Linked DNA regions of Homo sapiens: all the other regions are linked to region 1. A link is an interaction called in ENCODE POLR2A ChIA-PET data of the cell type or tissue named here. Cell type or tissue: HepG2. All regions are shown on one strand. Links, peaks and the distances in the headings refer to the core of each region. The heading gives the core; the rest is flanking DNA. Region 1 holds the start of LINC01091 (long intergenic non-protein coding RNA 1091). Region 2 has its middle 51 kb from the start of LINC01091. Region 3 holds the start of TRC-GCA2-1 (tRNA-Cys (anticodon GCA) 2-1).

What was found. Peaks named below come from ENCODE experiments on the same cell type or tissue, not always from the same donor. Only the 100,000 strongest peaks of a DNase experiment are listed, where the experiment ranks them.
Region 2: POLR2A ChIA-PET joins it to region 1 with 11 read pairs; 5 of 35 experiments call an interaction of 5 or more read pairs at or near these places.
Region 3: POLR2A ChIA-PET joins it to region 1 with 11 read pairs; 3 of 35 experiments call an interaction of 5 or more read pairs at or near these places.

The regions. Positions count from the first base shown.
Region 1 is chr4:123,643,898-123,654,432 of GRCh38, forward strand. LINC01091 (long intergenic non-protein coding RNA 1091) reads left to right here and starts at 6,094. Exons shown (of 6, transcript NR_027105.3): 1 at 6,094-6,432; 2 at 8,890-9,005. In HepG2, for the core only: no CTCF peak of the experiment used is centred there; DNase peaks (open chromatin) are centred at 5,994 and 6,324; H3K4me3 peaks cover 1,836 bases.
Region 2 is chr4:123,594,017-123,604,551 of GRCh38, forward strand. No RefSeq gene overlaps it. Among named protein-coding and RNA genes, the nearest start is that of LINC01091, 51 kb to the right of the region's middle. RefSeq lists enhancers at 6,018-6,312, 6,280-6,925. In HepG2, for the core only: no CTCF peak of the experiment used is centred there; DNase peaks (open chromatin) are centred at 5,295 and 6,185; H3K4me3 peaks cover 979 bases.
Region 3 is chr4:123,500,648-123,511,182 of GRCh38, forward strand. It overlaps TRC-GCA2-1 (tRNA-Cys (anticodon GCA) 2-1), which reads right to left and starts at 8,274; the gene lies at 8,203-8,274. RefSeq lists enhancers at 1,035-1,536, 4,894-5,741. In HepG2, for the core only: no CTCF peak of the experiment used is centred there; DNase peaks (open chromatin) are centred at 4,604 and 5,204; H3K4me3 peaks cover 1,342 bases.

The sequences.
Region 1 (10,535 bases), core at 3,760-8,759:
GCTGGGGAACAAAAGGGCACCAGGTGGTAATACATAAAAGGAAAATGACAAAGACACATGGAAAAATAAAGCCTTCATCTGGGAATTGTAGTGTATGCCTGTTCAGAAATTTGGTATATGCTCTTCCTTATTCAATTCATTTCAACAGCTATCAATCTATGATAACATCTTTAATATCTGTGGCTATCCATCCATCACCCATCCATTCATTCACTCATCCATCCATCTGGACAGACTTATTTTGAGTTTAGAAATTACAAATAGTAAGCTAGAACTGTATGTCTCTTATATTAACTACTTTGCCAATAATTATTGTTCATTAATTTTTTACCGTTTCTCATAATTTCGTCTATTCCTCTTACAACTCTATGTCTTATATATATTTTTACTTTTAACCTTCTTCTGGTACATGCTTTCTTTTTCTCTCAGAAGTGATTATAGACAGTGAGGCCACTAGATGGGAGGGAGGAGGGCAAAGTTTAAAAAACTAACTGTTGGGTATTATGCTCACGATCAATTGTACCCTAAACCTCAGCATCATGCAGTATACCCACATAATGAATCTACACATGTGTGCCCTGAATCTAAAATAAAAGTTGAAATTATAAAAATAAAATAAAATCCTATATTCCATCTAAAAACAAAACAAAATGAAAAAGAAGTGATTTTATTGCTTCAGTGTTACTTGGTGCTTAGGCACTCAATCTAGGTGGGAACATAGATTCCTACAGAAGATTGTTGGGCCAGGCCTTATGCCCCCACTCTATATGAGACTTCATTCCTTGGCAGCCATATGCTGAAACCTAACATCCTTGAGTCCAAGTGGAAAACAGTGATGATAGTCTAACATGTCAGAAGTTTGGACACACAGTTGTACATGTAATCAGCTTTATATATTTTAAAACATAGGTCAGTTCTATTTGTTCAAATACACTATAAAAATAAACTTTTTCTCATATAGAAGCTAAAACTAAAGAAAACTATGAGTTCCTTGTTTTTGAGAGCTCTGCCAGCATCATGTCAGATTGTGTTAATGAGGATCTGTACTTTTTAATAGACTGCCCCTAGTACCATGTAACAATTGGAATCCAGTCATTCTCAAGAATTTCAGGAAAAAAAAGTACAATCCAGTTCAGAAACATGTCTCAAGGAACAAGAAACTATTATTTATTTAGTGCCTATTATATGCCTGACGTTGTGCTAGGCATTTCTTGATAGATTTTAAAACTTAATCTTCAAAAATCCTTGTATAGTGAGTATTATTACCCACATTAACAAATATGAAACTAAGCCTTGGAGAAATTAAATAACTTGCACAAAGTTACTCAGCTCCTAGAAGCCGTGCTTTTTGCCCTCAGTATATTTAATTCTACTAAGTTACACTATTGAGGGTCCTGCTGGTGATTGTAGAGACATTAGAGACAGTGTCTCACTCTGTCACGCAGGCTGGAGTGCAGTGGCACCATCATAGCTCACTGCAGCCTTGGACTTCCGGGCTTAAGCAATCCTCCTAAGTAGCTAGGACTGTCCTAGCTACACCTGGCTAATTAAAAAAAAATTTTTTTTTAGGGATAGGGTTTCACTATGTTGCTCATCCTACTCTCAAACTCCTGGCTCTCTCTCTCTCTCTCTCTCTCTCTCTCTCTCTCTCTTTCTTTCTCTCTCTCTCTCTCTCTCTCTCTCTATATATATATATATATATATAGCTTATCTGAAACATAGGAACTTGAACTTAGAACTTTCTGAGACATACTAATACTGATTTCTTTTGCATCATTTAAAAATTACTATCATTCCTCTTTGCAATATGTCTGATTTACTCAGGAGTGAGATACATTTATCAAGATATCCCTGAGCTAGAAATGGAAAAGTTGGGTGTCAGGCTGCCTTCGCAAAAGTGAATCCTTTTAGATGATAATTCTTATGCAGGTAACTAATTAAGGACATGTCTCTAGGAGAACCCAATGATTTCATGAGCGAAGCCAGGGAAAGAAAGAGAATAAGCCATGCAAAAGTGCTTTTTTTTTTTTTCTTGAGACAGGGTGTCGCTCTGTCACCAGGCTTATATAGATGTGTACATATATATGTATACACACACACATATATTTGGGCTTTTATATGTGTGTATATGTTTATAATATATAATATATATGTATGCCTAAATATTAGAAGCTTAAATCAGAAGCTGGCAATTTTCACTGGAAACAACGGAGGGTTCAGTCCAGGTATTCTGCCCCCCAAATGACTCTTTGCTCTCCTGGGAGGGGAAAAGGGAGTTGATACTGAGGGGGATGCTGAAAGGGCTTCATATGTGGGAAGCGATTGCCCTTGTCTCCCACTTCCTCTTAGGGCAGTGGTTTTCAAGGTGTGCCTATCTTAATCATAGGAGAATATTTCTCTTTATTTTCAAAATACACAAATGTGTGCGTCTCTACTGCGAATCTTTTGAATCATAACCATGTGGGCCAGTGGAGAGGTGTAGATAAAAGTAATATTAGCTTGTGCAAAGTTACTTTTTCCCATCTTTCTATTGTGAAAAAATTTAAACATACAAAAGAAGTTTAAAAAGGTAGTACACTGACACCCATATATCTACACCCACATAACTCATCCACATAACTGAGATTAAGAAACCCTCAGGTGATTCTGATGATGATTTTACTCTAGGTCTTGAAACCTGCATCCAATCAACTTCCTCTTGGGCTGGATCAGGGATAGAGAATGGCCTTGCATCGACCCACGTCTCCGCAGTCGTTAAGTGCATCTTGGGATTATCTTTCTAGATGAGCCTGAGGACCAACAACCTCTAGTGACTTCCTTTTAGCCTGTTACATATGTCTCTGGAGTAGTCATGGAGAGGTTATTGGGTTGGAGCTGGCAACCGAACAAAAGTCATTTGCCCATATTTGACTTATTGATATTTCAAGAGCACATGTTATTATGATCTTGAAATAGGTAGTTAAACACAAATGTTGGATTATAAACCAATTTTTAAAAAGTATGTGGAATGAAGAAACTGAAGCTTGGCCTATTATGGAAAAAAAAAGAGTCCAAGTCAACTTTTTGAAAGATTCCAGAGCAATGGACTACTTTAGAATCATCTGTCTGAGTGCCTGTATCCTTTTTTCAGAGCCCTTTAAAAACCTGATGAAAGTGCTAGATGTTCTCATTAGTGATTTGTATATAAACCATATAGTTTATTTTGTATGTAAATTCAGGATGGATACTAAGAGAAATTTTTCAGGAATCTGCCAGGTTAAAAAACACGTTTCTATACCTTCCTTCAGTAAAGGAAGGTCCTGGTCTGTTGTGGGACCCAAAATATGAATGAGGTCAAAAGATAGAATTAGTTAATGATGTAGTATCAAGCTTTGGAGTAAGACATAAGTCTTCCCCCAAATCATCCAGTTCAATCCTCTGGAAAACTGAGAGATGTAAAATATGGCAGAAATATTTTATCTAATTTAAGTAGCCATTAAGAGCCCTGTGCAGCATTAGGTTTACCATGAACAGAATGCTTTTAGTTTATTAATTCAGAACTGTTTTCTTACCCAACAAGTCCCTTCTTAAATGTCATTCAGGGAAGAAGTTTTTAAGCACTCAATATCTAAAGATAGTCTATGTCATTCTCATCATAATGTCTTAATTTCCTTTTTAGCAAATTTGACACCAGCATTTGTATTACTTGTTGATTTATTTGTATTTGACTGTCTCCCCATAGAATTTTACCTCAATCAGGATGAAGACCTTGTTTACCTTGTATATTACTGTATCCTTAGTGTAGTGTACAGTGCCATACACAGTTAAAGGCTAAAAAATACATGATGAATGAATGAATGATGAATTTACAGAGTTTGTGGTCAGACCCAAGCTTATGTAATTTTCTTGAGAGCACATAGGAAAGATATCTGGGAAATTACGTTTGTAATAAGTTCTTCTCTTGATGATAATGATGAAGACCATTGTGATGAAGATGGTAACATCAGCTGCCTTGGCAGCTGCTGTGTGGTAAACTGAAGTGAGCAGACCAAAAGAAATAAAAAGACACCGAAAGCACAACTTTAAATGATATCCTTTAATCTCTGGCTGCTGGGAAGAGCAGCCGCAGATAATCTAGTTTGTGTGCTAGGATCCCAAAAGAGCTGACAAACTATGAGCAAGATTAACTCTTAAGAAAAAAAAAGGTAAAGTCTCTGATAGCAACAGGTATTGTAAACAGTGGTCACTGTTGCTAATGAGAGAATGGGCTTGCTGTGTATCTGGGCCACAAAGACCTGTGCCTCTCCCAGGCTTCCCAGTGAGTCTTGTGAAGCGGCCCTGTCAATACTGGTCTTTTCCAAGGGGAAAATCCAGGAGATCACACTCACCCATTTCTAGCTATTTTCTTATATAGCTCTAGTTTACTAAGAAAGACATTCAGAGACATTTAGTGTAATTATTGTTACTACCTTTTCTGCCATTAAAAATTATTTTATATGACTTAAAAGTGTATACTGTGTAAATAAAACTTTTTTCCACATGTCTACGGTACCTGGCAAGTCTCAGTTCATTATTTGTTGAAATGTTCACCTTAAGCATTAGGAAATCTGCATATTTCTTGCTATTTATCCTTAAAACAGAACAAAACCTCAATTAAAAAAAAAAATTAGCTGGGTGTGGTATCTCATGCCTGTAATCCCAGGCTGAGGCAGGCATATCACTTGAACCCAGGAGTTCTAGACCAGCCTGGGCAACATAGTGAGACCCTGTCTCTACAAAAAAATACAAAAAATTACCCAGGCATGGTGGCATTTGCCTGTAATCCTAGTTACCTGGGAGATTGAGATGGGAAGATCACTTGAGCCTGGGAGGTTGAGGCAGCAGTGAGCCATGATTGCACTGCCAATGGGAGACCCTATCTCAAAAAAACTGAAAAGGATTTAGACGTGTGTGAAGTTCATTCTACAATTCAGTGTGACACTTTTATAACCAAATGAGTACCAATACCCTTATGAACACACATATATAAAGGAAAGAAAATAAAGAGAGAAAGAAAAAGAAGAAAAAGAAATGTGGTTAGAACTCCTTGTTTCATTTTACTCTGACTTGATTATTTCCCAGGCCCAAATCTAGAACTGGAAGGTGGTAGCTTATTGTATCAGAGGTTAAGCTTGTGGCTTTTATTTCCTGCTCCATCTAGAACCAAGATGTCCAAAGAGTATGTTTGGAAGGACTTTTTTTTTTTTTTAAATGATTTCTAGCTCTGTCTCTAGTCAGAGAATATGGAGGAGTTTGGGCCAACTCCAGAAAACAACTTCAATGTAGAAAACCATGGAGCGCAAGGTCCTGCTTCCATATATTTATTTTCGTGGAGCAGGTGGCAAGTTCTCAAAATAATTTTGTCTGTGAGATACAGATATTTCTGGGACATTTTCATAACCAGCTTCCTGCAGTAATTAGCTTCAGAGCTGGAGTATGCTAGAAACTACTGGGCCCTGGGCAGTGGTTAAATTAGGTGTGAACGTAAGCTGGGCTGATCTCCATTGTGTAGTTAAAAACCAAAGGTGGGCACAGAGAGAGTATTTGTTCTGCCCTTTCTTCACCCACTGCATTTTCATTTCCCCTTTCTCTACTCCAGAGGCCTAATAAAGGACTCTAATGTACGATACTCAACACAGCTTTAAAACATCCACGCAGAGTACAAAATTGTAGTAGGAATTTGGGTTTTGTTTTTCTTTTGAGTTTAATATGACTTCCTAGGTTCAGCGTATTTTGTAATATATTTCTTAAACCGCAGGATCATGAGGGCAAATTCCCTTGGGGGAAAGTGGCTCTGTGAGTTGATTAGCACCGTTTGCCTGCTTCCTAACCCTCTTCTGCTCAGGTATTAGTTGTTCAGACAGCTGAGCTTCAGCTCAGCTCTCCAGGTCCTGCGCTCCATTTTAATGCAAGCCAGTGATGCAAAGTCCCCGGCTTGGCTTGTCAGAACTTGATAGCTCTGTAAACACTGAAATCCTTGTTGCCATAACACCAGGAAAAATAATATGGGCTCCTGCATATAAATATAACGAAGGCCTTGGGGAATGGGAGCATTTCTAAATGACTTGAAGCTCTGTCACGGCATAATCTCTTATAAATAAATGTCAGTGTAGTCACTGAATGCAGACTGGATTTTTGCCTGACTACGGTGCTCAGCCTTCTAGACAATAGTTATGCTAAGGGATTATCTTTTAACATTGTGCAGTTATCTCCTTTGTTTGTTTTCTTTTTTCATTATTCACATAAGCCAAGGGAAATGAAAAGCATCTTATTTCAGGCAAAAAGGCCTGTGAATGATTAACTCTGGTTCCATGCGTTGGGACTTTGCATAGCAACCCCGTGGCTTGCAACGACAAAAAAGCTCAAGGCAGGAACAGCAGCCCAGGGACCTGAGACCAGCGTTCTCAAATGAAGGTGGTGAGAAACAGATTAAGTATAAGCATTGTGTTTATGGGTAGAATTCTCTGTAGCTGGCCCATTTAATTTGGCATTCGTTTTACTGCACTTTTCTTGGTGAAGATGTGTTTTGCTGACCTTTACTCTTGCTTTTTGAATACATTTGAGAATTCAAGTGAAACTTGGCCATGATTATGGCATAATGTGGTTTATGTCACCATATTTTATGGGTTCTCCCTAATACTATCCCAAACTGGGCTAACTCTGGCTAATTTTATATTTAAAAATGGAAATAACAGATAGCTTCATAATAGCATGCAGGTTTAATTTTAGCTCAACTAAAACTTTGTTGGTAAATTTTGGCACTCTTGAAATTATATATAACAGAAAGCATTATATGAAATAAAGATAAACAAATGGTGTGATTATGTAATTCCAATTAAAAGCCTATAAGTATGTAAAGAACCCAGATTGTACAAATATGAAATCTGAAATCAATATCAATTCCATATCCTTATATAGACATTTGGTGCTTAAACATTTATACAACAAGGTCCATTTAAAGATTCGAGTTAAAAGAGTTAGAAGAAAATGAAATATAAGCTAAGGACAGAAGAAACATTTGAGAATTTAGAAAAAAGCAGTATAGTTATAATTGAGCCAAAATATTTAGGACACTTAAATTTAGACTGCAAGTCAATCCAGATGTTTATTTATTAATGTTAATAATGTTTCCAGTGTTGTTATACAATGCTAAATCCCAGGGGTTCTGCTTCTGAGTTTAAAGACAAATGCAATGATCTTTATTCTTTTCCAGCTCTGTTTTAATTTTAGGAGCTTTTCTATAGCCATGATTTTCCCATAAATGTGTTTGCAAAATCTCGAGCAGCTCCTGATGTCTTGCAGAAAGTCTGAGTGAAACACTGCTCTAGCAAAGCTTTCCATGTTCTGCATTGCTCTTCTTGCTTCCATGGCAATAAAGAGAGAAACTTGGCATAAGAATATAATCTGTTCCTGCCTGTTTCTCATCTGAAGTCATAAACCTCTGCCATCCCACCCAAGACTAGAATTTCAGCTGGCATGAAACAGCTGTCTGCTTACAGGTTTATTCCGGTAGTAACCAAAGACAAAACTATTTTAATTGAAGGCCCTAGGCTGTTCTCCAAACCCTCACAATCTCTGGGTCATCCCCAGGAAGAAACCATTGAGGAAAAGGTACAAGTTACATTCTTTCTTATAGTTTTTGACACACTGTATATTTATGAAGTTGAGAACATTTTACCCTTCTAATTTGACTACATTGGATGCCATGGAGAAAAGGAGGGTCACAAACTCAAAAGCCCTGAGGGTTCAGGCACACAAACTAAGTCAGCAGAGAGTAGGCTGCAGTGCATGGGTGGAGTGTCCTGTCCGAAGGGGCATCTGCTACTCTGCTTCACTTATTGCTACCATGTGGGAATGTGGAGGCCCAAGTTGCTAGATATTCTGATTTGTCAATAGAAGTTCTCAGTCCTGCTTTTTATGGGAATTCTGCATAGTTTTAAATGTGGGCAATTATTCTGAATAAAAATCAAAACATTATGAATGTTAACCCAAACATGGCTCTGGATTGGATGTCTGGGGCTGCTTGGGTTCAACCCCTAGACTTTGCTCTTGACTCACTACTGGTAGACTTTGCATTTATCATTTGCTTAGGTTCTATAACTGTCAAGTAGCATAATTTATTTACACATTTTCCTTCTTACTCTGGTTAGTACTGCATAAAGAACACAAGTTTTGGAGTTGGGGAGAGATGTAGATTTTACTAGTTCCAGATTTTACCAAATTGTGACTTGCAGCCTCTTAATCCCTTGAAAGCCTCTCTTATGCCATGCAGAAATGAAAACCTATTTTACAGGAAGTTTGGAGGATTAAATAAACTAATATGTAAAATAATTAGCCCAGCCCTACAGGTGCTCTTTGCTTAGTGTTACCATTCTGATCATTACTATTAAGAACAAACAATACCATAAAGTGATCCACTTTAGAAGACACAAGGACTCAATCAGAAAGAGTTTCTCTCAGTATAGGGAGAAGAGCCTCTTTGTAGATCTAACATGCAATATAATACAAAATTGTATCAAGAGCCATCTTCATGTTCTTAAAGAATTTTGGGATTTTGTTGCTAGAGAAGACCTTGAGGAAACAGAAACTCTGACAACTAGAAATGACAGAAACATCAATTTCATCAGAGACATTAATATTTGGAACCATGACAAATAATGCTTTCCTTGAAATTCACTGTGACATATTAAGAACGTAACTTGTTATGAAAATAAAACCAAAGACTATATCTGGAACTATGTTGTAAAGTAAAAGAATGTAGGCTAAATTTTTTTCCTATCCATTTCTGTGGGATTATTTACTTTGGAAATAAATGGATGAAAGTCACTTAGAACATTTCCTGTTTTTTTTTTTTTTTTTTTTTGTACCCAGCCAGATCTGCTGTTAGAGGAGAATTCTTCTGTCCTAGCTGTGTCTCTGTGATCTGTGGATGAGGGTGGGAAAGCACCACTCAGTCAATTGGGGTGTACAAAATGGAGTTTGAGAAGGTAAGTGATGTTTTCTCCATGCTTTCTGTTCAAAATTAAGTGCAATTAAATGCTTTTTTTTTTTTTTTTTTTTTTTTTTTTTTTTTTTTTTTTTTTGAGATGGAGTTTCACCCTGTTGCCCAGGCTGGAGTGCAATGTGCAATGGTGCGATCTTGGCTCACTGCAACCTCCATCTCCCAGGTTCAAATTCTCCTGCCTCAGCCTCCAGAGTAGCTGGGATTATAGGCACCTGCCACCACACCCAGATAATTTTTGTATTTTTAGTAGAGAAGGAGTTTCATCATGTTGGCCAGGCTGGTCTCGAACTTCTGACCTTGTGATCCACCCACCTCATTCTCCCAAAGTGCTGGGATTGCAAGTGTGAGCCACTGCGCCCAGCCGCAATTAAATCTTTAACATTCAAAGGAAGAGACTTTCTTCCTTCTTTCCTTTTCCTGGAACAATGGAAAGTAATAACAGAAAATAAATCAGTCTAACAAATTGTCTAGTGGTAAAAACAAAACAGGGTACTGATGTAATATGGTTCAGTGTATCTTGGGTCTTTCACATGACATGTCCTCTTGCTTAATAAGAGTTCTTTGACAGTATGATATTGAGTGGTGAGATTGTGTAATGGATTATTTGAAGTGTTCATCTATAAGCCATTCATATATTTACTGACAAAACTCTTTTATTTTTAAAGCTTAATGGCAGTTAGTGGTGGTTATATAGGAGTCTGCCATAAACTCCATATCTATATATGGGAGTTTATTTAGTATTAACTCACACGACCACAAAGTCCCACCATAGGCTCTCTGCCAGCTGAGGAGCAAGGAGAGCCAGTCCAAGTTCCAAAACTGAAGAACATGGAGTCTGATGTTCAAGGGCAGGAAGTATCCAGCATGGGAGAAACATGTAGGCTGGGAGGCTAGGCCAGGCTCTCTTTTCACATTTTTCTGCCTGCTTTATATTCTAGCTACACTGGCAGCTAATTAGATTGTGCTCACCAGATTAAGGGTGGGTCTGCCTTTCCCAGCCCACTGACTCAAATGTTAATCTCCTTTGGCAACACCCTCACAGACATGCCCAGGATCAATACTTTGTATCTTTCAGTCCAATCAAGTTGACACTCAGTATTAACCATTGCAGTAATGAATAATAATATCTCCATCTACCGTAAGATAGGAACTATACTAGGCACTTAAAGGACATTGCTTATAATACTCATCACCCTTTATGTGGTGATATGGTTTGGCTCTGTGTCCCCACCCATATCTCATCTTGAATTGTACTGCCATAATTCCCACATGTTTTAGGAGGGACCCGGTGGGAGATAACTGAATCATGGGGGCAGTTTTCCCCATACTGTTCTCCTGGTAGTGAGTAAGTCTCACGAGATCTGTTGGTTTGAGCAGTTTCCACTTTTGCCTCTTCCTCATTTTCTCCTTGACTGCTGCCATCCATGCAAGATGGGACTTGCTCCTTCTTGCCTTCCACCATGATGGTGATGCTTCCCCATCCATGTGGAACTGTAAGTCCAATTAAAGCTCT
Region 2 (10,535 bases), core at 3,497-8,496, 50 kb before region 1:
GCATATTTTCGGATGGCATATCTTGAGCCCCTTCAAAAGCATTCTACACATGTGAAGGTTTATTCTTGTATTGTAGGTTGCATATTTTCTCAAATTAAATCTCAGTTTTTTATAAATTCACGATGAAATTGACCCCATTGAAAAAAATGCAATGGAGATGACAGAAACAAAACCATCCTTATGTATCCTTCCCAAAATGCACCTATACTTTCACTGTCAGCCAAGAAAGATAGGAATGGAACTAATTATCTGCAAATATTCCTTGACTCCCTCACTTCCCATCTGAGATTAATTATTAAAAAAGAGTCCCTGATGGATTCCTGCCTTCAGGTATAATTACGTCAAAATTGACTGACATTTAAAGCACATATGACACTTTTTAGATTTAATTAGAGTAAATTTGTGAAATTTACTTGACTGGTAGTTTTGGGGATGGTTGGAGGCATGAAAGTATACTTAACATTATAATTTCCTGCTAATGCTAAGATTTAGCCCCTATTGGAAGGTTCTATATTCAGAATAAAATCACTTAAGAAATGAAGCCCCAGTGACTGTTTTGGTCATGAAATAATGAGCCCAGTCACTGAGAGATGCCCTGAGAAAAAAAAAATTGCCACCGACGACAGTGGAAACCCAAAATCTATAGATGTTTTAGTTAAACAGTCTTGAAGATTTTCATGATTTAACAACGTTAAAATTCACTTGCTTTGCTATAACATTTTTTGACATTGATATTATGAACAGCAAAAAGAAATGGAGTATTTTAGATCAACTCCAAAAAATTATGGATAAAAACATATTTATCTGAGTGTCTCTAATGATTGTTTTAAATTCCTCCATGTTTGTGGCTATTTCTTTTTTATAATTGTGTTAATGTTCTTTGTCTGGACTAAGCCTGCTACTGGTTTATTTTATTAATTATTTCAATAAATCAGTTTTTGTATTAATCACTAATACTTTTTTGTATTTTAGTATAATTAACTGATTTTATTTTTCTAATTCATAGTATTTGTTCTTCCTTTTCCTTCCTTCCACTTTCTCTAATTTTGTTTTTTTCCTAATGTATTGACTTGAATATTAATTTATTTTTTTCTTTCTTATCTTAATAATGTGCTCATGATTATGAGTTTAATTCAAAGTAGTTTTTTCAGCCTGGCCCATATTTTAAAATATGTAATGCATTTCATTATTATTTTGTAGATATTTTGAAACTTTAGTTTTGATATTTTCTTTGATCCAAGTATTGATTAAAAGCAAGTTTCTTAACATTTATGTGGTTGATTTTCTTCTTCATGTCCTTCTCTTCCTTCTTGACTTCTCTTCCTTCTCCTCCTCTTCTTCATCTATAGTTTATCAATGGGGTTATAGTCAATAAAGTGTTCTATGCATTTCTAGTTTGTTGTTGTTTTGTTTTGGTTTGATTTATAGTCAAAATTTTATAAAGGTACCACGAATTCTTGTAAAGTAGGTGAATTATTTTTATTAGGATAGCAATTTCTACATATCTATTATGTTAATATTAATCAATTATAGAATTGATATCAAACATTCTTATTTTTTCTCTAATTGATTTTTCCATGGACTAAAATTATGATTTAGAGTTTTCTAATCTTATGTTGTAGTCTATTTTCCCTTGCATTCCCTATAGTCTCTGCATTATGAAATTAATATAACTTTTGTGCACCAAGAAAGTTATAATCTCATTGTGGATTATATTCTATATCATAAAGTTTATTATTTGTTTTGTTTAACACTTTTGCTTGAATTTAGCCTTGTCCAATATTAATACTGTGAACTGAATTTATGATACTATTACAAATGTAATAATTATAAATTAGATGAGTAAAGAAAATGTAGCTTCTATATTTTTTACATCACAGCTAATTTTCTTCCTAAGCCTTTACCTTGTTAGAAAGAAAGAAAACTAGCAAGGCGCAGTGGCTCACGCCTGTAATCCCAGCACTTTGGGAGGCTGAGGCAGGCAGATCATGAGGTCAAGAGATCGAGACCATCCTGGCCAACATGGTGAAACCCCATCTTTACTAAAAATACAAAAATTAGCTGGGCGTGGTGGTGTGCGCCTGTAGCCCCAGCTACTTGGGAGGCTGAGGCAGGAGAATCACTTGAATCCAGGAGGTGGAGGTTGCAGTGAGCTGAGATTGCACCACTGCACTCCAGCATGAGTGACAGAGTGAGACTCTGTCAAAAAAAAAAAAAAAAAAAGAGAGAAAGAAAGGAAGAAAGAAAAAGGAAGGAAGAAAGAAAAAGAAAGACAAACTGAAGCTTGCCAAGTAATGGTATCCATATCCTTTGGATTACTTATTCTCTTTTCGAGAGAGGTTTTTTGAATTCCTTCTCCTCTCCCTGCATCTCCTCAAGATGACATTGTAGTGTATGAGGTTGGTTAAAGTAACACGGCAGGATCTGACACCATTCTCCTGTTCCTTATTGGTCTCTGTTGTGCCGTGTCTGTTGAGGTAGAACAGATCCTATCTGGGCTTTCAGGTGTTCTGGCATGGGGTTGAGAAATACTCACATTGTGTGTTCATTATTTTTTCTGATGTCAGGTCTGTATTATTCCACCAGGTGGTCTTGCTCATTGGGGTCCAGTGCTATGGCACATATGACCTTCTGGGTCCCTTGCAAACTGCACATGGGCTATGGGGACCCACTTACTAGCCCAGGTTCATGAGCGCATCTCCTCCCCTCTGTCAGTTCATATTGCCTATTTTTTTTTTTTTCTTATCATACTGATATGGCACTAAGCAGTGAGAAGGATTTTCCCTAGCGGCTTGCAGCCTTCTGCAGACTGTGTGGAGGAAGAGGGCTACTAGCCGTGATGTTTTCAGGTTTCCTCCATACTTATTGGAAAGTTTTTATAGTCCTATCCCTTTTTATGTCCATTTTAGAACTTTTATAAGTCATTTTATGCCTTAAATTAGAGCTAAATCTAAAGCACAGTACAGTCATATGCCACATAATGACATATGAGTCAACATTGAACTGCATATGTGACAGTGGTCCTATAGGATTATAATACCATATTTTGACTGTATCTTTTCTATGTTTGGATATGTTTGGGTATACAAATAATCATCTTGTGTTACAATTGCCTGCTGTCTTCAGAACAGTGACATTCCTTACAGGTTTGCAGCCCAGGACACACAAGCGATACCAGCTTAGGTGTGTAGTAGGTTATACCATCTAGGTTTGGGTAAGCACACTTCATGATGTTTATACAACAACAAAACTGCCCAACACTGCATTTCTCAGAATGCATCCTTGTCATTACGTGACGCATGACTGCATTAAAAAGGTGCAGCATCATCTGAACATCTTTTTCCTTTAGAAAGCATATTTACCTCAATTACCTATATTGTTGATCCATCAGCACATCCTGTTGATTTTATCTTCAAAACCTATCCCAACTCCATCTACTTTTTGTCTCCACCACTCCCATCCTAATATAAGCTACCTCCTCTTTTTGTTTGTTTTGTTTTGGTTGGATTACTGCAAGAGCCTCCAAGTTTATCTCCTTGATTCCGATCTACATAGCAGCCAGAGTGATTATTTGAAAATATAAATGAGATCATGTAAATTTGCAAGACTCAACAAAGGTAACTCCTTATACTTGAAATACGTTTAAATTCTCTCTCAGGTTCTAGGTGTCTATATTTTCTAGCCAATGCCTACCTCTCTGGCATCATTTCCTATCCTTCTCTGCCTTGCTGACTACACTCCAGCCAAACCACACTGACATTCTTTCTGCTGTGGAACAAGACAAGCTCCTTCCTGCCTTAAGGCTTTTGGGTAGTTTTCTCTGTCTATGGAATGCTCTTTCTCCATGACTTCTTAAGGCTGGCTTTTTCCTGGTTTTACCTTCAATCATCATATCCTTTGAGAGGCCTTCTCTGACCATCCAATCTAAAGTAGTCTTTCAGTCACACTTTATCACAGTACCCTTTCCTATATCAATCACAGCACATATTATTACCTGATTAATTTTATTGATATATTCATTAATTTGCCTCAAGCAGTGATACATAAGCTGTATGAGAGTAAGAACATGCCAGCCAGTTATCACCAATATTAATAACAGCAAAATAATACAGTATTAACTATGATTCCTCAGTCTGACTCTGTTCTAAGCCCTTTCCATGTATTAGGATCTCTAATCTTCACTGAAATCTCATGAGGTTGTTATTATCATCCTTATTTTTATAGATAAAGAACTGAGGCATAGAGAATTTCAGTGACTTAGCCATAGTCACAAAGCTATTAAATGTTAAAGTTGGGATTTGAACACAGGTGAAGTGGCTTCAGACACCACAGTGCTATGTGTTAGTTACAGAAGTTACAGATCTGAAAGAGAGGAGTAATACTCCTTTCAAATACTCAACAGTTGGGAAGACAGGCAAGTGAAAGGAAAATCACAACAAAACCTAAGTTACATATTACAGGCATCGGAGGAGGGCCACTGCTGGGTCATCTGCATTTGCTTATATAGGAGTAGAAATTGTAGAAATGTGGAAGTAGCAAATGAAACATTTTCCAGTTTAAAGTATATTGAGTAACTGAAGTCTGTAAGACTGAATTCTTTTTCTGAAATCATTTTGATATTGATTTCCCATTCATTTGCCCTGGCAAAGAGAGAGATTATTTCATGAATGAAAGGTGATGTGAGGAGACTGAAAGAAGGTGAACCCAACCATCAGGAGAAAACCATTCTTTGCCTACTTTGAATAAATCGTTTTGAAATAATGAGACATAATTAATGTCAGTGCTTTGGATTATATGAACGTTTGCAAAGATATCCAGTGCAATTCTAATGGCCAGAAATGGCAGTCTGATTACAGTTATGCCAAATAGCCATTCCATGCCTTACAGAATGTAGCAGTAAAATGAAATTAACTGTTGGCATCAAGTAGTAAGACTATGATTACAACCAATAGTGGCCAGTCTTTATTTAGTGCCATGAGCTAGTTCTGAGGGCCTTGTAGGAATTAGCTCACTTGATCCTCACAGCAAACCTGTTGAGATAGGTATTATTATGGAGCCCCATTTTACTGTGGAGGAAATTGAAGCCCAGAAAGGTTAAGCAACTGGCCTAAAATTACACAGCAATAAAGTGGCAGAGCTGGAATTTAAACCCAACCGTACGATTGTGTAAATAAAGCAAACACATAATAACCACTATTCAGTGACTATGTTTGCCTGGTGCTGTGTTAGTCACTTTCATGTAAAGGTGATGTGAGGAGACTGAAAGAAGGTGAACCTTTTCATGTATTGTCTCATTTACTCCTAAAACCCTGCTTGGTGGGTGTTAAACTCATGTTACAGATAAAGAAACCTAGACACAGATAGGATTAGGAAATTTTCCCAAGGTTATGTAAAACCAGGCCTGTCTGACTCCAAAGTCTATAGAAACTAGTAATTCATTAAACTCTTTCTAGTAGCAAGTGGGATACTGTTCTTCCTTCTCAGTAATTATGTTTACCACTTCAAGTTCTTTCCCTCTGGTACTTTTCTTTCATTCTTTGTGTTTTTATGATACACAGCTCAATAAAGCATAATATACAACCTGCTAACATTTTCAGAGCCCAGATGTGTGCTGGGCATTGTGCTAAATTGTTTTCTATTAATTACCTCATTTAATCCTTCCAGCAACCATACATCATAGGTACTATTATTAGCACCTTTTTATATATGAGGCAACTGAAGTTGAGAAAGACGTTTTTGGCAGAGGTTTGATGAAGAGTCTGGTGATGCAATTTTTCTGGAGAGAACATGCAGCATTTCAAAGCCTCATTGCCTTCCTCTGTACTGAGAATAAATGAACCCAGATTCAGAAGTTTTAACATTTTTGAACATTAAAAAATATTCAATATTATTTTAGAATGCTTTTTTTTTGGGAATCAGGGTGGCTTGGAGTTGTATTCTTTGTGGTGTATTTCTTGAAAAGATCCATTGGCTAATCTGGCTAATTCAGGACACTTCCTCTTCCTCTCCTCTTTCTGTGGCTCTCTCTTCTGTTCTCAGGGCAGCCACCATTAGCATGTGTCTACTGAAGGAACAAGTGTGGTGGGGAACAGGGTGTTGGGTCTCTGGGAAACTTATTTGCATACTTCTTGTTACAAAAGCCAACCACATCCTGGTTAAGACAATGTGCTGTCTGATAAACAGACTGCATCCCCCAGTGTCTGCCTGGAGCTCAGCCAGCGTGTGGCCCGCCTTTGTCACAAGGTGCTGTTTATTCTGCCTGGAAGTCCAAGGACAGAACAAACCAGCTAAATGAACCTTTTATTTCTCCCATTCTCTGACAGAAATTCCTTGAGTCAAAAACATGTATTAATATTAGGTTAAGGGAAAAGCATCAGAATTCTCCAAATATGCCTTCCTAATCCTGTGGAAAACATATAAAAAGCTTTGGTTTTCCTCTCTAGCTACAAATTCTTTGGGGTTTGAGAAAACTAGGAAACTTGGAAAATATAGTGCAAGGGCGATATAAAAATCGTGGTTTACCAAGACTTTTTGTTGATAAATATTTCTTTCCACATCTGTTTTCTATGTGTTTCCTTTCTCTTTTCCTCCCTCCCACCCCAGAAAACACAGACAAAAGGAAGTGGAGGCTTAAACAATTAACTGGTGACTGCAGGACCCATTGTTTAGGAATCTGGATAATTGAGTCCTAATTTCTCTGACTCCCTTCACTTTGGTAAATTATAGAAAGAAAAAGATTTTGAGACTCAGTCTCATTTTTGGCAGTTAAGGTAAGAAATCCATCTATGCTTCCGTTTTACTGTTTTTTTTTTCTTTTTCTCTCCTCTCAAAACAATTCAACATTTCCTTCTCTGCTTATTTCAAATCTAAATGTGGTACATATTTTAAGACATATTTTAACCACAAATTTTATTGGTGACTGCAATCACTGAAAGGAAGGTACTCTGTGAACACAGAAATTGTTTTAATGTTTTTAATCAATAATTCCTATAAACAAATTTTGTCTTGAGGAAATAGAATATGCAGCTATTTCCTTTCTGCATTTACAGTGACCTCTGAAATATATTACAACCACTCATCTGTATCTAATCCCACATGTGTGGTGAACACTTTAAGTAACTTATTGACTAGAATCCTTCTGGAGGTATCTGTGGAGGATGATGATAGAGATGATGTTACAGAACAGTTTGAAAAAGACGCCAATTGGCATTTTGAAGGATTACCAACATTTCTAATAAAGTCTCTGAAGAGATTTCTGGCTGCTTAAGAACAATAATATGATAGAGATTGATTATTTTGAGGTTTCGAAGTTAAATACTTGCATGTGGTGAATACTGAGGCTTATTGTGAAAATGAAAATTAGACCTATGTAGAAATCCTTGTGGAGAATGAGACGGTCAGGACTTTTATCAATGCTGCTCTTTATACAACTGCCTCTTTGGAGAAGAAGTCGGTTCACTGTCCTTGTTAAATTTCAACTGCGGCTGATTCTGAATCTTGAGGACCATTATGATGTGAAAAAAGAAAAAAACACTCACTAAAAGTTAATGATCTTTCCCTAATCTTTCAGAAAAGCTGATACTGACTGGTAGATAGTAGTGCTCTGTCAGAATTGTAGAATGAATGAATCAAGCTGATATAATTCACTAACCATCTACCCAAGCCAGGATCTGTGTTAGAGCTTTAGAGACACACCTTGTTTTATTGTGCTTCACAGGTGCTGCGTTTTCTGCAAACTGAAGGTTTGTGGCAACCTTGCATTGAGCAAGTCTATCAGCCCTATTCTTCCCAACAGCATGTGCCCACTTAGTGTCTCTGTGTCACACTGTGGTAATTTTCACAATATTTCAAACTTTTTCATTATTATTATATATATTTTTAAATTTTACTTTAAATTCTGGGATACATGTGCTGAACGTGCAGATTTGTTACATAGGTATACATGTGCCATGGTGGTTTGCTGCAATTATTATTATATCTGTTATAGTGATCTGTAATCATGATCTTTGATGTCACTATTGTAATTTTGGTGGGGGCACCATGAACTGCCCCCATACAAGATGGTGTGTTCTGACTGCTCCACATACCAATGGTTTTCTCGTCTCTCTGGGGCCTCCCTATTCCGTCAGACACACGATATTGAAATGGGGCCAACGAATAACCCTTCAATGGCTTCTAAGTGTTCAAGTGAAAGGAAGAGTTGCAAGTCTCTCACTTTGAATCAAATTTAGAAATGAATAAGCTTAGTGAGGAAGGCATGTTAAAGTCAAGATAGGCCAAAAGGTAGGCCTCTTGTGCCAAACAGCCAAGTTGTGAGTGCAAAGGAAAAGTTCTTGAAGAAATTAAAAGTACTATTCCAATGAACACATTAATGATAAGATAGCACAACAGAGGCCGGGCATGGTGGCTCACTCTTCTAATCCCAGCACTTTGGGAGGCCAAGGCAGGAGGATCACTTGAGCCTGGGAGTTTGAGACCAGCCTGGGCAACATAGTGAGACCCTGTCTCTATTTAAAAAGAAAAGAAAGGAAAAGAAAGTGCAACAGCCTTATGTTGATATGGAGAAAGTTTAAGTGGTCTGGATAAAAGATCAAACCAGCCACAGCATTCCCACAAGCCAAAGCCCCAGAGCAAGATTCTAACTCGCTTCCATTTTATGAAGGTCTGAGAGAGGTGAGGAAGCTGTAGAAGAAAAATTGGAAGCTAGCAGAGGTTGGTTCCTGAGGTTTTAGGGAAGAAGCCCTCTCCCTAACATAAAAGTGCAAAGTGAAGCAGTAAGTGCTGATGTAGAAGTCATCCAGAAGGACTAGCTAATTGATAAAAGTGACCACACTAAACAATAGGCTTTCACTATAGACAAAACAGCCTTCAGTTGGAAGAAGATGCCACCTAGGACTTTCACAGTGTTACAGTAGGTAGTCAGGCAGACATGAGCAGGTCAGGAGAGGGCCTCCTTCCCAACAGGAATGTCAGGCTACCATCAGGTGATGGTCAGGTGGTTGTTAACAGTCTCTCTAAAATAATAATTGATTGCAGCCAGCGCCAGGGAAAGGCAGTCTCCCAATAGATAGAAATATCTGAAACTGGTGATCAGCAGCTTCCTGATAAAATCTAGGGGCTGGGTGAGTGGGCTCAAGCATATGCACTAAGAGGCAAAATATTGGAGTTTAACTGGTATTTGACCTTCTAGGAACATTCGACTGGTAAGAGAACGCCTCAAGTGAGCACACATACATACAACTCCAGTAAACACACCGTGCATGCAGTCCCTCACAAGTGCTGGCAGCCACTGTGCATACGGACAGCCTGCCCAAGGGAAGAAATGGGAGATGTAATGCAGCCTTGGAAGCATGCCAACATATGACTCCCCAAATCAAAGGTCAAACCACGTACTTGATTTTCTTAAGTTGCCCACTTGGCCCTCTTCCAAGCGTACTTCCTTTCATTCCTGCCCTGAAACTTTTATTTTCTTTCCTTTTATTTTTATTTATTTATTTATTTTTGAGATGGAGTCGCACTCTGTCTCCCAGGCTGGAGTGCATTGGCACAATCTTGGCTCACTGCAACCTCAGGCTCCTGGGTTCAAGCGATTCTCCTGCCTCAGTCTCCTGAGTGCTGGGAGTACAAGTGTACACCACATGCCCAGCTAATTTTTGTATTTTTACTAGAGACAGTGTTTCGCCATGTTGGCCATGCTGGTCTCGAACTCCTGAGCTCAAGTGATCTGCCTGCCTTGGCCTCCCAAAGTGCTGGGATTACAGGTGTGAGCCACCGCGTCTGGTCCCTAAAACTTTTAAACAAACTTTCACTCCTGCTCTAAAACTCGACTTAGTCTCTTACTCTGTGTTTTGACTTTTGGTCGAAGTCTTCTGAGGATGTGAGAGTTGAGGTTGCTGCAGACCCAAATGGATTTGCAGCTGCTAACACAGCTATAGAGGAAAAGTCAATGTCTGGCTTCAAAGCTTCAAAGGACAGGCTGACTCTCTCGTTAGGGGCTAATGCAGCTGGTGACTTTAAGTTGAAGCCAATGCTCATTTACCATCTGAAAATCCTAGGGCCCCTAAGAATTATGTTAAATCTACTCTGCCTGTGCTCTATAAGTGGGGCAACAAAGCCTGGATGACAGCACATCTACTTACAGCATGGTTTACTAAATATTTTATGTATACTGATGATCTACTGCTCAGAAAAAAAGATTCTTTTCAAAATATTACTGTTCATTAACAATGGACCTGACCACCCAAAAGCACTGATAGAGATGTACAAGGACATTAATTTTGTTTTCATGCCTGCTGATAGAACACCCATTCTGCTGCCCAGGTATCAAGAAGTAATTTAGACTTTCATGTTTTATGATTTAAGAAATACATTTTGTAAGGCAATAGTTGCCATAGACAGTGAATCCTCTGAGGGAATCTGGATGGATCTGGGCAAAGTCAGTTGAAAACCTTCTGGAAAAGATTCGTGACTTTAGAAGCCATTTAAAGCACTCGTGATTCAGAGGAGGACGTCAAAATGTCATGAACAGGAATTGG
Region 3 (10,535 bases), core at 2,353-7,352, 140 kb before region 1:
CTGGTGGTCCCAGTGACTGTATTCTGGTGACTGCCAGTAAAGGTTTAGGCAACCTCCATCACTGTGCTCCCTCCCAATAGTAACCAGATCCTCAGTGCTTTCACATCCAACCAAGTCAGACAACCAATCTCAGATTTCTATTTCCCTCACTTGAAGTACCTCTGTTACCAATTACTTTATGCAGCAGAATTCACTCTAATTGGTTCAAGCAGATACCAGATACTTGGTAGTTAAAGAAGGAGGCCAAAGAACTATGCCCAAGTGGTTGCTACAACAGCTAGGAATGGAGCAGCCCTGAGAAATTTGCTAAGTCCAACAAAGGACTGTTTTGAGCAAAACACTCCTGGCATTGCCTCCTGGTCACTTGGAACCTACAACTCTAGGAACTGAGCTTCAGAAACTCTTCCACAGCTGCCCAAGAAGAATTGGAGGTTTCTGCTTTCCGGGAGACTTGATCTCCTCACCTTGTTCACTTCCACCTTCGAGTTCTGTGTGGTCATGTTGGCTTGGCAGAAGCTAGATTTCATACGGACCTTCACTGCAAGGGAGTCTGGAAAGTGTGGAGTTCATCTTTTGGCCTGTGAAGCACAGGAAGTCAAGCTACAAGAGGGTCTAGAAATGCTGAGGAACTTGCTGGGCATGGTGGCTCACACCTGTAATCCCAGCACTTTGGGAGGCTAAAGTGGGTGGATCACCTGAGGTCAGGCATTCAAGACCAGCCTGGCCAACATGGTAAAACTCCATCTCTACTAAAAATACAAAAATTAGCTGGGCATGGTGGCATGTGCCTGTAGTCCCAGCTACTTGGGAGGCTGAGGCAGGAGAATTGCTTGAACTCGGGAAGCAGAGGTTGCAGCAAGCAGAGATCGTGCGGCTGCGCTCCAGCCTGGGTAACAGAGTGAGACTCCGTCTCAAAAAAAAAAAAAAAAAAAACACAGAAAAGAAAAGAGAAATGCTGAGGAACACAACTCATTGTTCACTTTTACAGGAGCTGTCAAACCTCTGGCCCTATTCTCCATTTAATGAAACTTAGCAGATAGTATAGGCAGGTCACAGGTGGGAGTCAGAGAGGCCATTTTAGCTGTGAGTGATTTCTTCTTAAAGATGAGGAATTTCAAAGGAAGAGTGGAGCTATGGAAGAGGTACTTGTAATTATGATATAAAAATAGAAAGCAGATGTGTCAGACATTACAGCAAAAAAGGAAAAGAAGTCCGTATTTACAAAACAAAGAACTAATGGCATTTCTTTTCAATCTCCTAAGGTATGACAATGGTGCAGCCAAGAATAACAAAGAACAGGAACTAGAAAAAATGAATTGCAGTTTCTCTTAATTTTCATTCATATCTAAATCCTCTGTTCTTGTATATTCAAATAAAAACAGCAACAGGAACTTAGCTTTGGGCTAAAACTGGAAACAATTCAGGTTGTTATACTTTTTTGAAAACAAAATTTAATTTTTTCAGGTTCAAATAAATGCAATTCAAAGTAATGAAATGATAATCATGAATGATAAGTGAGGGGGGAGGACAACATGGTAAAGAGATGAGAAGATAGTAATTAATTTGGGGGAAAGTTCATATCTGCTATGTACAAAATGTTAGAATTATAAACTCAAGATGTGAAAATTAAAAGAAACCTAGAAACCAGTTGAACTTCTCCCTGCAGGCAGAATTTCTTCTGTATCCCTAACAAACGATTCATCTTCTATCTTCCACTTGACTATTTCTGGGAACAAAGAGCAAGCTGCCATCTTGGTCATCAAATGATAAATAAATGTAGTTTGGTATAACTCTTTCTTAGTAAAATTTTGCTGATATCCAGGGATTACTGTTTTTTTTTTAAGTTCTTATATCCTATGTGGTTTGTTCTTTTATTTACTAATATAATTTCAGATTTATTAGACTGCTCAATAGATGTGAAAAGATTTTTTTTAAAAATTCCACTTACAATCAGAATTAAACATATCAAGGGGATTTGTTCCTTGGGTAGTTTTCAACCTTTCTGTCTAAACATCCCATTCAGTACTCAAACTGTTTTCAACAATGGGCACTGCCAAGAGAAAACCGTTCAAACCACCAAAGAAAATAAAATTCATTTATATATTTTAATTTAATATATTATATATTGAAGACAAAAAGGCAGGGGAAATAGAATGGTTGTTTATAAAAGTTGACTTACACTGATTTACCTGTTACTGAAATAATTATCAAGTGCAGTGATATCAAACCCCAACATTAATTCGGTTACATACTTATCATTTACTGTGAGATTTACATTTTCCTACTGCGGCAACTGTATTGGTCAAAACTCTTTTGGATTGCAAATGACAGAAAAATCATTAAAATGGCTTATTTATTTTACTTTATTTTTTTTTTTTTTGAGAAGGAATCTCGCTCTGTCACTCAGGCTGGAGTGCAGTGGCGCAATCTCGGCTCACTGCAACCTCTGCCTCCCCGGTTCAAGCGATTCTTCTGCTTCAGCCTCCTGAGTAGCTGGGATTACAGGTGTGTGCCACCAGGCCTGGCTAATTTTTGTATTTTTAGTAGAGACGGGGGTTTCACCATATTGGTCAGGCTGGTCGAACTCCTGACCTCAGGTGATCCACCCGCCTCAGCCTCCCAAAGTGCTGAGATTACAGGTGTGAGCCACCACACCCGGCCTTAAAATGGCTTATTTAAAAGAAGGAATTTATTGGCTTACATCACTGAAAAGGTGATTGATTTAGATATGGCTGTATCTGGGTGCTCATATGATATGGTTAATCTCTCACTCTCCTTCTCTTTCTTTCCTATGGATGACTGTTCCTCACTGATGACAGGATGGTAGAGTGCAGCCCCAAGTCTGTATGCTACCACTTATTCCAGCAGTCCCTAATCTTTTTGGCACCAGTGACTGGTTTTGTGGAAGACAATTTTTCCATGGACCTGGGAGTGGGGGATGGTTTCTGGATGATTCAAGTGCATTACATTTATTGTGGACTTTATTTCTATTATTACATTATAATATATAATGAAATAACAATACAATTCACCATAATGTAGAATCAGTGGGACCCCTGAGCTTGTTTTCCTGCAACCAGATGGGACCATCTGGGAGTGATGGGAGACAGTGACAGATCATCAGGCTTTAGATTCTCAGGAGCTGGCAACCTAGATCCCTTGCATGTGCAGTTCACAATAGGGTTTATTCTCCTATGAGAATCTAATGCCACAGCTGATCTGACAGGAGGCGGAGCTCAGGTGGTAATGTGAGCAATGGGGAGCAGTGTCCTGCTGTGTGGCCCAGTTCCTAGCAGGCCACGGACCAGTACCAGTATGTGGCCTGGGGGTTGGGAACCCCTGAGTTATTCAGTTCCACTAGAAAGCAAGAATGGCTTTATTCTAATAATTTCAGCAAAAGTTCCCGGCTATCATGAGATCAACTTGGTTCATATGCCTGTTCCTGAAACTTACCACTATAGACTGAATAGGCTGATGGCAGTCACATGTTTACTGCTGGAAATAGGAAGGACTGCATGTGATGTGAAGTGTACAAAGCCCCAGCTGACAAGGCAGTGCAACCCTGGCTATTTTCTGGGCAAGGCTGGTGCTCTGGTGCTGGACTTCATTTGCCTGAAGGAAGCAGTGCATTTTTCTAACTTGTGTGAAGACATTGTATGGACTAGCTGTGGCCCTGGAGCCATGTATGTGGATGGGGTCGGCCTCACTGAACCACTGAGACTGTGAGTGGGAGAGGGATAGTCCTCTGAATGAAAATTAGGTTCACCTTCTATAAGGGAGAATGGATGCGCAAGCAGAACTATTGGATATACATTACAGAAAGTAATGCCATTACTGTAATTCTGAATCTTGCCTTGTAGAGCAACTCGACTCTTTAAGTCTACTCAACTCAGCTCAACGCAATCCAACAATTATTTTTTATAGGCCAAAGTGTGTGTGTGTGTGTGTTTGCACACACACCTGTGTGCTGGGTAGGGAGGTGTTACCAAAAGAAAAGACCTACCTTCAAAAAGCATAAAGTATTCTGATTTTAAGCCACGCCAACTATGAAAGTTTTTCTTAAATTCGACTCTGTTATACCAAATAAATTAAAAATTATGCAAAATTAAAGATGGTAGCATGTTTCTTTAGTTGCTTTTTAGCAAAATAATCTGTGTATTTCAGTGAATTACACAACTATTAGATGTTCAAATACGATTATATTCTGGTTAACTTACAAAATTAGGAGTTGAAAAATTATTTACTTCATTATATTTGTTATAGATATATCAGTCCTTATTTCCTAACAGTCTGAAATAGCAGCCAAATATAGCTCCTGTAGAAGGTCATCTTAGGTTTTCAGGTGACTTTTAATTACCACGTAGCTTTAAACTACTACTAGTAACTCATCGTTTAAAAAAATTAAATTAGCCTTTTATTTCTGTAAAGAAAACTCACCTTTACTCTCCCTTTACTGTCCTGTAGGAATTTTAACAGGACATGCATTAACTTTAGACCTTAGGGAAAGCACAAAATAAACAGCAAACTGATAATATTATCTCGCCAAAGTAAAACAAGGGATGGAGGCGTGGGGAGAGACGGCGGGCGGTAACTAAGTGCCAAACGGGATTTGTTTTTACTTAAACGTTTACAGAGCATCCGCGAGAACTTCCTTCTAAGCTAAATATGTCATCTAGCACCTGAAAAAATTTAAGTCTGGTTCTTTCTGGATAAAAGAAAGCGCACAGGATTTAAGTGAGTAAATACTTAAGTGAGTAAATTCTTAGAAAAAACAAAACCTAACCGCCACAATTGGACTTTGGAACTTTTTTCCCCCCTTAGCAGCAGGCTGAAATTTTCAGTTCCTCGGTCACTGATCAGGGAATTCTGCGCTTCAGGCTGTGTACACCCGCAAGTCTGGAAGGGTGATGATGATGATGTGATGATGAGTTAGGGCAATTATAACTACGGCAAAAAAAAAAAAAAAAAAAAAAGAGTTCGCAGGGACGCAGCGCTGCCGCCGCCGCCGCCGAGGCCGCGACCACGGCCCGAGCCGGCCACCGCGCGTCAAAGGAGCCATTCAAGGCCCGGCGAGGCCCGGGGGTTGAGAAGTTAAGGAGCGGGAGGTGGTGCGCCGGGGCCGCGGCCGCGCCATTTGCATTTCAATGCGACCCGCTTGTTGACTCAGTGCCCGGCGCTTCCGCAGCTCCCACCAGAATCTGCCTTTGTTGGTTTTAGCTCCGGTCAAGTCCACTTCTTGCATCGGGGGAGCCGCGCGCATTGAGTTTGTGTAGTCAGGCAGAACGCTCGACAGGAAGGAAGGAGGAAGGGGCGCTCTGCGCGGCCATTGTCTGGGCAACCGGGCTTAAGCAGCCGAGTGACTATTTAATCTATAAGGTGCACTTGAATCCCTCGCAAATCCTCTCAGTGTGGAGCGGAGGCACCCAGACAGGGACAGATGGTGCAGAACCCCTTTGTTTAAGAATATGGAAATACGCTTTTTCCTTTACTTAAGGTGGTCCGCTCTTTTAACTGTTGCTATTCCCCCTTGCTGCATTGTCAAGGAGAGGGCATGAGAGACTCATGGGTCTGGTCAGCCCTGCCGAAGCGCCTCCGTATTAAGAAAAAGTAATTGCTGGAAGGGAGTCGCCTCTTTTGGTGAGCCATGAGTACAGTGGAGACCCCACGTACCCTTTTGGTGCCCTTTGCACTTAGGCAGAGAGTAGCCGAAAGAAGTGTGTTCAGAATTCTTGCAAGATTGTTTTTCATGGGCTCCCTCTCTTTCCTTTTTTCACATTAAACATCAAGTTCGGAGGTCTCGGGTTGCTTCCCGTGCAACTACGGGAAAAGGGAGACGTCTTGTCCTCAGGGGGCCCTGCTGCTTCGCATTGACCTCTTGGGCTTGTAAGCAGAGAGGTTGATGGGCAGGATGGCCACTGCAGCTGGGCCGCACCTGTGCTTCTGTGTCCACAGCTGTAATTTAGAGTGTGTTCAACATCAGGCTGGGGAAAGGTACACATAGGTTTGGGGTATTGTAGAAAAGTGGAAGACTGCCCATAGAGCCCTGGAGCATGGTGACATTTCACAAGATAGCTTTTCTGATCTTCCTAACGACATGGAGGACTCCACTTGCAGCGGGACTGGGGATACACTAGGACCATCAGATCCCACCCCCAGTCAGTCTGAAATGAATTCAACCAACCGTCCACACATATAAGTCTCAGTTTTTGTTTAAAACATGCAGTCAGGCGAGGCGCAGTGGCTCACGCCTGTAATCCCAGCACTTTCGGAGGCCCAGGCGGGCGGATCACTTGAGGTCAGGAGTTTGAGACCAGCCTCGCCAAGACGGTGAAACCCTGTCTCTACTAAAAAATACAAAAATTAGCCGGGCTTGGATCCCAGTTACTCAGGAGGCTGAGATGGGAGAATCGTTTGAACCCAGAAGGCGGAGGTTGCAGTGAGCCCAAATCGTGCCACTGCACTCTAGCTTGGGCGACAGAGTGAGCTGTCTCAAAAAAAACAATAAAAAAAAATACAGTCATGGTCCTGCTGGGCTGTTCTAGCCATAGTAATACAAAACAAAGGAAAAATCTGAAGGGACAGCTGTCAGGTAAAAATCAAATTCGTTTCCATTTTCAGTACATATTAAACAGGAAGCAGGTAATTGTCTTGTGGTTTTGAAGGTAAAATAAAGAGGACACATTATAAAATAGATGTTGAAGTATTTTAATCTAGGTGTTTCAGTGTCGGGCATGTTAATACATTTCTGTAAAGAGGTAGATGTCTGTTTGGTCTCTAATGCAAACACTTGACTATGTGAAATGCTCACATCCATTTTTTATTTTTCTTAAAAGGCACTTTCTCTTCCCAACCACGTGGCTGCAGACTTCTTGCTCTCAAGTTGTCCTGACATGCTCTGAGAGCACACACAACATACATACAACACCTGGATCTGTGAATTAATTACTGCCTAGGCTACCACCAAGAAGCTTTCCAAGTGGCCAAGTGCAAGGATCTTCTGTTTCTTATCCAAGTACATTCTTTCATCACGGCCTTGGTCCAAGAATTGACCCTTAACTATGAATTCCTGCTTCATTTCCATTTCACTCAGCCATTTTAGAGCAGGAAAAAGCCAGAAGCAGGTGTCAGCCAGCAGGTGTGGCTCATAATTCATATTTTTCACAGAAGCATCATTTGGAGGGGAAAAAATCTGTCTAAGCTGGTTTCAAAGTTAACTTATTAGTATAAATTTTTTAAAAAAGATAGGCCAGCCTGGGCAACAAAGTGAGACCCCTGTCTCTACAGGAAAAAAAAAAAATTAGCTGGGTGTGGTGTTGCACACCTGTTGGCCCAACTACTCAGGAGGCTGAAGTGGGAGGATCACTAGAGCCCAGGAGGTTGAGGCTACAGTGAGCTGTGATCAGGCCACCGCACTCCAGCCTGGGCAACAGAGTAAGTCCCCATCTCTAAAGAAAAAAATAAAAATAAAATAAAAAATTTGGGAGTGGCGAGGGTCAGTGTTTTTTCTTATAATACATGCTCAGCCGGGCGCGGTGGCTCACGCCTGTAATCCCAGCACTTTGGGAGGCTGAGGCGGGCGGATCACAAGGTCAGGAGATCGAGAGCATCCTGGCTAACACGGTGAAACCCTGTCTCTACTAAAAATACAAAAAAGAAAAAAAATTAGCCGGGCGTGGTGGCTGGCGCCTGTAGTCCCAGCTACTCGGGAAGCTGAGGCAGGAGAATGGGGTGAGCTCGGGAGGCAGAGCTTGCAGTGAGCCGAGATCGCGCCACTGCACTCGAGCCTGGGCAACAGAGCAAGACTCTGTCTTAAAAAAAAAAAAAAAAAAAAAAAAAAAAACATGCTTAAGTGTTGCTTGGTAAACAATTTGCTTAGAAATACAAATGTTAACCTGAGACAGCTTTGCTTGCAGTTTTTTTTTTTTTTTTTTTTTTGAGACGGAGTCTGGCTCTGTCGCCCAGGCTGGAGTGAGTGGCGCGATCTCGGCTCACTGCAAGCTCCGCCTCCCGGGTTCACGCCATTCTCTTGCCTCAGCCTCCCCAGTAGCTGGGACTACAGGTGCCCGCCACCGCCATGGTCTCGATCTCCTGACCTCGTGATCTGCCCCGGCCTCCCAAAGTGCTGGGATTACAGGCGCGGCCTCCCAAAGTGCTGGGATTACAGGCGTGAGCCACCGCGCCCGGCAAAACTCCAGAGCACAGAGGGGGCACCCGGATTTGAACCGGGGACCTCTTGATCTGCAGTCAAATGCTCTACCACTGAGCTATACCCCCACCACTGCTTGTAGTTTTAAAATGTTATAGGTTTTTCCTTTTGCATAGTGAAAAATGGAACACAATGTTATTATTCCATGGACAGGTGTGAGCTTGAGCATATTATGTTCTTTGGCTTTCTTTTGATTTTATGTAATGTGTCTTTTGTTGGACTTCATTACAGTGATGGCCTCCCCCTCTGTTTCTGATTAAACCGTGAAACCTCACACACTCACTGATATTTTTTACTTTGTTTTGGTTAGTAAGTAAGTTTTGGTGATGAGACTATGAAGCCACAAATTCCCTAAAGCACTGGAATTCAGTTAAAAGGAAACTACTCCATCCAGCGAAGAGTTTTGGTTTTAGTTGAACCCGGAGCTTTGTGTTCATTCATAGTTAATAAATAATGCCCATTCATCTAGCCCAAGGGGACGAGATTGGGGATGCTCACATTCTATGGGGTGAAGAATTCCTAGAGTGCCTAAGACCAGTGTGTTATGTGGGACCTCGATTAAAGGTCAGAGAATGAGACTATGTATTCCCATAGGGAAGGGATACTTTAGCAACTGACTCTACTTATGAGAGGGTTCGGCCAGCTGGGACATGAATTCAAAGGCTTTAATTATGAATCAGTTCCCATAAGACTATTATGTCTGGATTGAAAGTGTTCAAATTGAACTGTAATTTTTAGTTTCTGCATTGCTTGCTTGGGTTTGAAATGGAAATAATTATGGTGATTCTCCATACCAGAAAGAAGATTATTTACAAGTGCACACCAAAATTTGCATTCAGGTGTGGAATTAGTTTAGGAAAGCTCTCCAAGTCAGAATCTGTTTTCCCCAAAGTCAGCACAGAGCCCCAGTTGCTGCCTCTGAAAGATTTCTGTCGCATCTTATCTGGTATCTGTGGTGGTTGCCAGTATCAACTGCTACCTCTTTGGAAAGTTACTCCCTTGTCTGTGGTGACAGGACACACTCCTGTTTTTCTCCTACCTCCATGGCCTGTCCTTCTTAGTCTTTTTTGGCCTTTCCCCTTTGCCCATCCCTTACTTGTGCTCTCTGAGAAGTTCTCTCATTGGGAGAGAACTCTTTCCTACATTCTCCCTTGGTGAGCTTTCTGGGAAATATTTCTTGAACACACCTCTACTCTCCTGCCTCAGGGCGTTTGCACATATGATTTTGTCTGCTTAGAATGTTCTTTCCTCACATATGGCGATATGTGGCTTGCTTCGTTGTTTAGTTCTCCAGTGTCACCTTTAGACGAAGGCTTTCCTGGTTATCCATAGAAAATAGCAGGTATCTAGTCAGGGCTGGGACTAGGCGGAGGCAAGCAAGATACCCAGGGTACAGAATTTAAGGAGGCACCCACTCTCATGCAAGGGCAGGGTGAGCACCTGAGAATGAGTGCCTCTCTACATTTAGTGTCCTGAGTACCTCGCTTGCCTAAGCCATCTGGCCCTGTACCCAGTCACTCTCCAGTCTCCTTATTTTTCTTCACAGATGTTATCACCCCCTAACATATGTACATAATTGATCACTGTCTGTTTCCCCACCCTTGCCCCACCCACGCCATGACAGTGTGAGCCCTGTGGGAGCAGGCCCTTGTCTGTTTTAGTTTTTGCTGTATCCCTGGAGCCTAGAACAGCTCAGGACATAGTCAGTATTCAGTATATGTTTATATTTAATTAAATATAATGTATAAATGGCTACCATTCATATTATTGATGGCTCTCAAATTTGCAAAAACAAGGTTTGTAAATGGACCTCTCCCCTTGATGCCCCACAAGCTTTTTAAACTCAGCATATCCAAAATTGCGTTTAATACCGTCTGCTGCCAAAAACCTACCTCCCATTTGAATTCTCTTTTCAGATGAATAGCACCTACATGCAGCTCAGATCAAAATGCTAGAGATGTGGTAACTCAGGCTTGCCAAGTTGCTCGGGAAATAACTTCTGCCCTGGTCATCTCCATCCCTAGGGTCCTGCCCTCTCATTCAGGCCCTCCTCCCTGCCTCCAGGGAAAACTGCCTTCACCTTTCAACTGATCTTGCAAATACTTTGCCTTTTCTGTTGGAAACTTCCACCATGTTGCTGTGAAGGGAGCTGTCTAAACCACACATCTGATCATGCCACTTCTTTACCTTATTCTCCTTCCACATAGCCCCATAGGTTTGAAGATCCAATCCAAATTTTGTAGATGAGAAGGCCCTTGTGATCTGCTGCTGAGCCTCCTGTGCCTACTTCCTTTCTTTTCCTGCCCCTGTGTTCTACCCTGCCTCCCCA